Linked DNA regions of Homo sapiens: regions 2 and 3 are each linked to region 1. A link is an interaction called in ENCODE POLR2A ChIA-PET data of the cell type or tissue named here. Cell type or tissue: OCI-LY7. All regions are shown on one strand.

Region 1 (2,500 bases):
CCTTATGCATGCAAGAGACTTTTTTTACAGTATACATTTAGGGTTGGAATGACTAAGTCTTGGTGATATGCTCATTTGATATTATTAAATATTCCCAAATTGCGCTTCAGAAGGTAGTATCTCTCCCACCAGCAGTGTGTAGGTTTCCCACTCTCCACAATCTGGCCATCTGTAGTATAAGAGCTTTTAATTCTCAACTATCTGGCACGTGCAGTCATGTTTCATCCTGTTGTTTTGCTTCCTTTAAAAGTAGCATTGTTTAAAGTGAGTGGGGAGTGGCCCAGAACATAGAGGAGCTGAGGAAGGGAGTGGAGGAAAGGATCACAAGAAGATAAGCTGAGAGCTGGTGTTATAAAGGAATTTCTAGTGATAAGAGATGGTTCATTAAAACAACTTCCTCACTCTACACAAAACAGGTTCATTTCTCCTAAGTCATCAGAGGTGTTTAATGCATCTGCACCACAGCTCATTGACCAGGAGTGTCCAGACTTACTCACCACTTACTGAGAGACCCCAAGTGGAAGTATGATCATTTCATAATGCATGAAATAAATCAGAAAATAATTGTTACTAGCATTTCTTATTTTAAACCAATGTAAATATTGGCACAGATATTCTCTCAATAAACATTAGTAGGCACGAGAGAAATTCTCATGAGACTTAAAGAAAATTGTAAAAAATAAAAGTGTTGTTACAATGCTAAAGAAAATAAAAAGAATTGGCCAGGCACAGTGGCTCACGCCTGTGATCCCAGCACTTTGGGGGGCCGAGGTGGGCAGATTACTTGAGGTCAGGAGTTCAAGACCAGCCTGGCCAACATGGTGAAACCCCATCTCTACTAAAAATATAAAAATTAGCCAGGCATGGTGGCACGTGCCTATAATCCCAGCTACTCTGGAGGCGGAGGTTGCAGTGAGCTGAGATTGCTCCATTGCACTAAAAAAGCAAAAAAAAAAAGAAAAAATCAACTTCCTTCTCTCAAAGTGTAATGATCATCTTCTCTTGAAAAAAATACTAAAATTTTTCATTCTTAGTACAACAAAATAGTACTTGTGATTTAAAACAATGGATATAAATCTTATTACAATTAAATGCTATGACTAGATTCTAAATATCCTTTCAAATGATACTTCAGACATAGATTTTTAAAGTACTTTCATAGCTCCCATTACTTTTCCAGGAGCTTAAATTAAAACAAAAAAAAATTTTTTTCTACGATTTCTTCCTGAGAATTTGCCACCAAAGAGAAACTGCAGTCTTCAACAAAGAGCAGCAGATTAAAATAAAACTTGTGCAGCTGTACTTTCTAGATGGCCAAAGAATCAACCTAAGTGAAACTAAACATATGACAAGAATAGCATTCTAAAACTGTCTTTGCCCTGTGAAAACAGAGAAATGCTTTGTTTTTATTTCACTTGGCTAATCCTTACATGATATATTATTTTAAATATCTCTTGTTCTGCTTCTTTCATGGCAGTTTTCCTATCTGTTGGTCAATGGCAGGAATAAGGGTTACATCTTTAACTAATTGACCAGAAATGAATAAAACTAAAAATACACACACACACCAACTCTTTTCGGTAGCATAGGACCTGAGGAACTTTCAGGACTCAGAGGAAATTGCTAGACTGCCAAATATGCTTCCTATCCCAGATATTTCTGTCCTCTGCAACCAGACACATGACCTACCAGGCTAGGAATAGTCTAAATAAGAAAACAGCAAAAGTTTAAGTTAATAGAAAGGAGAAGGGAAAAGAAAAAAAGAAGGATGTTACCTAGGAAAACTCAGGAGGCATAGCTGATAGGCTTTTCTAAATGAACACACTCAGCAGGAATATATGATATAATTTTAACTAGAAGTAACTAACAATAATGCTTAGCAGTCAAGGGCAACAGGCTTTGGAGTCAGGCAGTCGTAATCCCAAATTTTCCTAGCTATATCACCTTAGGCAAATGATTGAATTTCTTTGAGCTTCGGTTTGTGATACTAAAAAAATGCTAATAGAAAATACATCTTACAGAGCTCTTTTAAGAATTATTATTATTATTATTCTTTGTTTTGTGATTTTTTTGAGACAGGGTCTTGCTGTGTCGCCCAGGCTGGAGTGCAGTGGTGTGATCTCAGCTTACTGCAACCTCTGCCTCCTGGGTTCAAGAGATTCTCATGCCTCCCAAGTAGCTGGGATTACAGGCATGTGCTGCCACACCTGGCTAATTTTTGTATTTAGTAGAGACAAGGTTTCACCACGTTGGCCAGGCTGGTCTTGAACTCCTGGCCTCAAGTGATCCAACTGCCTCAGCTCCGCAAAGTGCTGGGATTACCACACCCAGCCTCTCCTTTAAGAATTTGAAAATGTATGCAGATAAAGCACTTGGTACCTAGCACATAGTGAATACTCAATAAGAAGCAGATAATATGTACAAGATAAATGAGCACAGTTTAGACATCATTAGCCTTTTTAAGGAACTACTTCAATCAAATGCCAATAACACTCCTAGA
Region 2 (2,500 bases), 120 kb before region 1:
AATGAGCAGCATAATTATGCTATGTAAGGGAACGGTCATGTGTTATGACTGCCTCCCTTGCTCAGCATAACCCATACAGCAGGGTAGCCAGGAAAGGGCCTCCCAGGCCCTGGGAGGGATATCTCTGGGGTACCAAAACAGTCAAGGAAGCCCAAGTTCAGTGGGTCTACTGAGGGTCTGATCCCCTCATTTTTACTGACTACTAATTATTTCTATTTATGGGTCTCAGTTTTCATATTTATCAAATTCAGGGTCAGATTGATAATCTTTAAGCCTGTTCTTCAGGGGCTTAAGTGTCTCCATTAGCATCTTGGGGCTGCCTTGGTTGGGATGAGTGAGTGGGATGCTGTAGGTCTAGACCACAGGTTCCAATCCTGTTATACCTGAAACCAGAGAAAATATGCTGACTGTCATATATCACAGTTCTGCTTAAGGATTCATATAAAAAAGGATTCATCACTGAAAACAAATTTTGGAAACAGATGGACTAGATGATCTCTTAGGTCTGTCCTGGTTCTCAGATACTATGATTCTCTAGTAGACATGAGCTGCTTCTTTATTTGGATGGAGAATAAGACAGTGGAGTTGCCTATATTTCCTCAAACATTGGTTTTAAAGAAAGCTTCATAGGTTGCTCTGGGTGTCAACATCTTTCCAGCAGATGGGGAAGAAAGAGTAGGAGGATCTCATAGGAAGTTTTTATGAATCATGCTTGGGTGAGTTGCCACTCGGGCCCACCATCCATTGCCCAAGCCTCAGTCCACCAGCCACAGTTACTTGCCAGGAGGCTGGGAAACCCCAGAAGGAAAAGGAAACAGGTCTGGAGGACAGCTAGTCAGTCTCTGTATATGTATGCCTGAACAGTTCACAGAAAGAAAAACACAAAAAGCTCCCAAATGTATATAAAACTTCTCAGCCTCACTCCTAATGAGAGAAACGGGTATCTGAATCACAATAAAATACTGTCCATGATCTATCCTATGGACAGATATGCAAAAAAAAAAAAAAAAAAGAAAGTGGTTTTTGCCAGAAACATCTTTATCAAACACACATCCTAATGCTACAAAAGCATTTTAATAAAGAATGAAGGTATAAAATTATAGAAAAGGAAATCCACTGTTGCCTGGAATCTCCTTCTTACTTAATTCCTCTTGGGCTGAACTGAATCAACTGCCCTGATCTCAAGGATAGGGGACTCATGACATTGGTTTCAGCTGTAGCGAGAAAGACGGAAGTACATACAGCTTTCAGGAACAGCTGACCTCGGGGGAAACCACCTTACTGGTCAGTAACTGGAAAGTCTCCCCAGGATGAATTGGTTGACTTATCTGCTGTTATTTAAATAGTTCTGTAGCTGAATCACTAGAAGGCAGGAAGCAAGAGGAAGCCACAAAGAGTTGCTGAATTGACCAATTAAGTACCAGTATGCAAATGATATATGGCAGGGGAAATGCCTGGCATGTATTGTTTCCACATATTCTGGAGCAGCTCATGGGCCTAGCATTTCACGGACCATATTTTGGGCAGTGCTGCTACAGCAGAAAGGAAATGGGTGACCTCTTCCTTGCTGGTAATAGTAAGGTTGTCTGAGAGAAGAAAGGTTTGAAGGGGGGCCCAAACACCAAACTGCTTTTGAGTCATTCCTGGGGAAGGTCAAGGTCTATAGTGTGCCTTGTTTCACTTTAGAGTCAACATCTCGCTATTTGGGGGGAACGGACTTTAGAACAGAAAAAAATAGCTGCTTGGGAGAAAGAGTTTCACTGCTATGAGATGTCAAGTCCCTAAAGTTAAATGTTACTGATGGAAGAATACAGCTGAAGAAGAGCTCTTGGCTTGACTGAGTAGCTGATCTCTTTACAAGAAGGGATACAAGCCCTGCAGTGGAACTCACTGCTGATCCTTCAGACTTGGTGAGTTTCTTCACCAGCCCATTTTTATGAGATGCATGCCACACTCAGAAACGGAGGTGTGCATCATTCATATTTCAAAGACAAAATTGTTGTTTCTTGGGAGTAAAGAGACTAGTACAGACTAGACTAGAAGAGTACAAGATGAGGGATTCCTATCGTGTGTTTCCGTGTTTGTGTGTGTGTGTGTGTGTGGTAAATGTATGTGTATCTAAAGAAGAGAAGGAGTAAGGACTTGAATTATCCTGTATTTTGGCTTTTTGGTCATATCATGTGGTTTGATTATCCAGTAATGAGAGGACTTGTGTCACGCCTGTGAATTTTAACGTTGCTGTGACTACCGACTGCCTAAAAGGAGGCCTAATGAGGTAAAACTGTATATGCTTAAGGATGGAACCGAGTGCCTGTCACTATGGCTCGTTAAGGAAATAAAGGGACTTACAGATATTCTGCATGTTCTATGTGCAGAGCCCTGATTCCCTCCTCGGTTTGATTTTATTTTATTTTTGAGACAGAGTCACACTATTTTGCTCAGGCTGGAGTGCAGTGGCATGATCTTGGCTCACTACAACCTCCGCCTCCTAGGTTCAAGT
Region 3 (2,500 bases), 230 kb before region 1:
AAAAAAAAAATTAGCCAGGCATGGTGGTGTGTGCTTGTAGTCCCAGATATTCAAGAGGCTGAGCAGGGAGGATTGCTTAAGCCCAGGAGTTCGAGGCTGCAATGAGCTATGAGCGTGCGACTGAGCTCCCACCTGGGAGACAGAGCATGACTTGATCTCCAGGAAAAAAAAAAAAATTGTATTTCTTTTCTCATCAGAAAAATGCATGTTACATTCACAATATTTAGGCAGTTAACAACTGAGAGATGTCTAGAGGCGATTTCTGTTCACAATTTTCTGTGTTCCAGTTGTTAATGATGGCACAAAAGATGCTTGAAGTTGGACCATTAACATGGACACGCACTTCATACGCTAATATACAGAGCGGAAAGTCCTCTGTTAAGAGTCATACTTATTCTGGGAAAAGGGCCTCTCAAAAAATTTCAAAAGGACAGTATTATTGCGAAAGGGCGGCTTATGCTTTATTTACTTTCACATTATGTTCATATTTAGCTAATTGTAACATCTTACAAAAGGCAAATTTCTATGACGATTTTCTTTTCAAAGTCACTTTTTAAAGTTTTAAGTAGTTTCTAGATAATATTCTTGTACAAGCTTTTCCAGTTTTGGGAAAAACCATATGCTAAGTGTTAACTTCTCTCACATTTTTATTCACTTTTTAAAGTTTTATGGTAGTAGTGACACTATCTTGGCATTATTTCACAAAGCTTTTTTTGGGTATCAACTGTAGGAGAAGAAAACAATATGTTTTCCATGTTTATTTTATGAAGACAATATGCTCCAAGAAAAAACTTATCACACAAAATTCTACTTTTGTTTATAAAAGAAAAAATAATAGTGTCTCCTCCAGTAAAGCAACAAAATATTGATTCTTGCTATGTGCCATGCTAGGTACTTTTTTTTTTTTTTTTTTTGAGACGGAGTCTTGCTCTGTTGCCAGGCTGGAGAGTGGTGGTGCGATCTTGGCTCACTGCAACCTCCGCCTCCTGGGTTTAAGCGATTCTCCTGCCTCAGCCTCCCGAGTAGCTGGGACTACAGGCACCCGCCACCACGCCCAGCTAATTTTTGTATTTTTAGTAGAGATGGGGTTTCACCATGTTGGCCAGGATGGTCTTGATCTCTTGATCTCGTGATCTGCCTGCCTTGGTATCCCAAAATGCTGGGATTACAGGCATGAGCCACCATGCCTGGCCGCTAGGTACTTCTTAATAAAGTTCTTAGATGCAATGAGAAATAACTAATAGCACATAATAGGAAACACATGCAAGTCATCGTTAGGAATCTTAAAATTTTAGGCATAATCTCAATCCCCAAACAGACAATGCTTACCCTCACCATCCCTCTTTTTTGCAATGTTTTTACCAATTTCTGATGTTTATTATTTTAAAAATGTGTTTTTTAGGGACAGTGGTTTTACTATGTTGCCTAGGCTGGCCTCAAATTCCTGAGCTCAAGCAATCCTCCCAAGCAGCTGAGACTACAGAGGTGCCCACCACATCCAGCTCCGATTTCTGGTTTTAATAGGCACAGAAAGAGATCAGTAGGTGCTCATCTCCTTGAAAAACACCGCAAACCATTTCAAATAAGGACATATCTCTACCTTCCAAGAGTAGACTAGTTGTATTTTTTTTTTATGAGATTTCATAATTCACCTTGCCATCTGTTGGGGGGAAGGGGAACCAATGCATGTTGTACTGACAGGTAAGGAATTGTATAAATTCGCTTGTATCCTGAAAAACAACTCATGAAAATCCTCAGCTAGAAAAAAAAGTATGTTTCTTTTGCTATTAACCAGCAAATACTCGATTAATATCTGTCCTTTTATCCCGAACATTAATGATTCCTTTTTTTCTTTTCCATTCTTGCCTAGGCCTGTAACTTTGTCTTACCTCTTCATACTATTTATTTAGTTTATTTGGCAACAATATACTCTAGGAAATTCTTACCTCATTACAATGCTCTGTAACATCAGGTTTCTTTTTTTTTTTTTTTTTTTTTGGCAGACTCTCGCTCTGTCACCCAGGCTGGAGTGCAGTGGCGCAATCTGAGCTCACTGCAACCTTTGCTTCCTGGGTTCAAGTGAGTCTTGTGTCTCAGCCTCCTGAGTAGCTGGGACTACAGGCACGTGCCACCACATCCAGCTAATTTTTATAATTTTCAGTAGAGACAGGGTTTCACCATGTTGGCCGGGCTGGTCTTGAACTCCTGACCCCAGGTGATCCACCCACCTTGGCCTCCTAAAGTGCTGGGATTACAGGCGTGAGTCACCGCACCTGGCCTGTAACATCAGGTTTCTTATACTGAGGACCTTGATGATCCTGGAGACAAATCCCCATGGCAGTCTCCTGCCTTCTACCATGGATGGATATATCAATTTGCCACAGAGATTCATAAGACACTTGTGAACTGAAGTCAGCCAAATATATACAATTCCTCTTCCAGATATATATATAAGCTGGCACAAGATAGCCTGTGAGTTTGTAAAAAGTAAAAAATCCTT

The links. Peaks named below come from ENCODE experiments on the same cell type or tissue, not always from the same donor. Only the 100,000 strongest peaks of a DNase experiment are listed, where the experiment ranks them.
Region 2: POLR2A ChIA-PET joins it to region 1 with 5 read pairs; 2 of 35 experiments call an interaction of 5 or more read pairs at or near these places.
Region 3: POLR2A ChIA-PET joins it to region 1 with 5 read pairs; 2 of 35 experiments call an interaction of 5 or more read pairs at or near these places.

The regions. Positions count from the first base shown.
Region 1 is chr6:136,716,156-136,718,655 of GRCh38, forward strand. The region is part of intron 2 of MAP3K5 (mitogen-activated protein kinase kinase kinase 5); the gene reads right to left. Among named protein-coding and RNA genes, the nearest start is that of MAP3K5-AS2, 67 kb to the right of the region's middle. In OCI-LY7, no CTCF peak of the experiment used is centred here; DNase peaks (open chromatin) are centred at 466 and 1,316; H3K4me3 peaks cover 1,923 bases; H3K27ac peaks cover 2,500 bases.
Region 2 is chr6:136,592,721-136,595,220 of GRCh38, forward strand. All of the region lies in intron 21 of MAP3K5 (mitogen-activated protein kinase kinase kinase 5), which reads right to left. Among named protein-coding and RNA genes, the nearest start is that of MAP3K5-AS1, 35 kb to the right of the region's middle. RefSeq lists an enhancer at 1,769-1,928. In OCI-LY7, no CTCF peak of the experiment used is centred here; a DNase peak (open chromatin) is centred at 1,321.
Region 3 is chr6:136,487,550-136,490,049 of GRCh38, forward strand. All of the region lies in intron 1 of MAP7 (microtubule associated protein 7), which reads right to left. Among named protein-coding and RNA genes, the nearest start is that of MAP7, 62 kb to the right of the region's middle. In OCI-LY7, no CTCF peak of the experiment used is centred here; no DNase peak of the experiment used is centred here.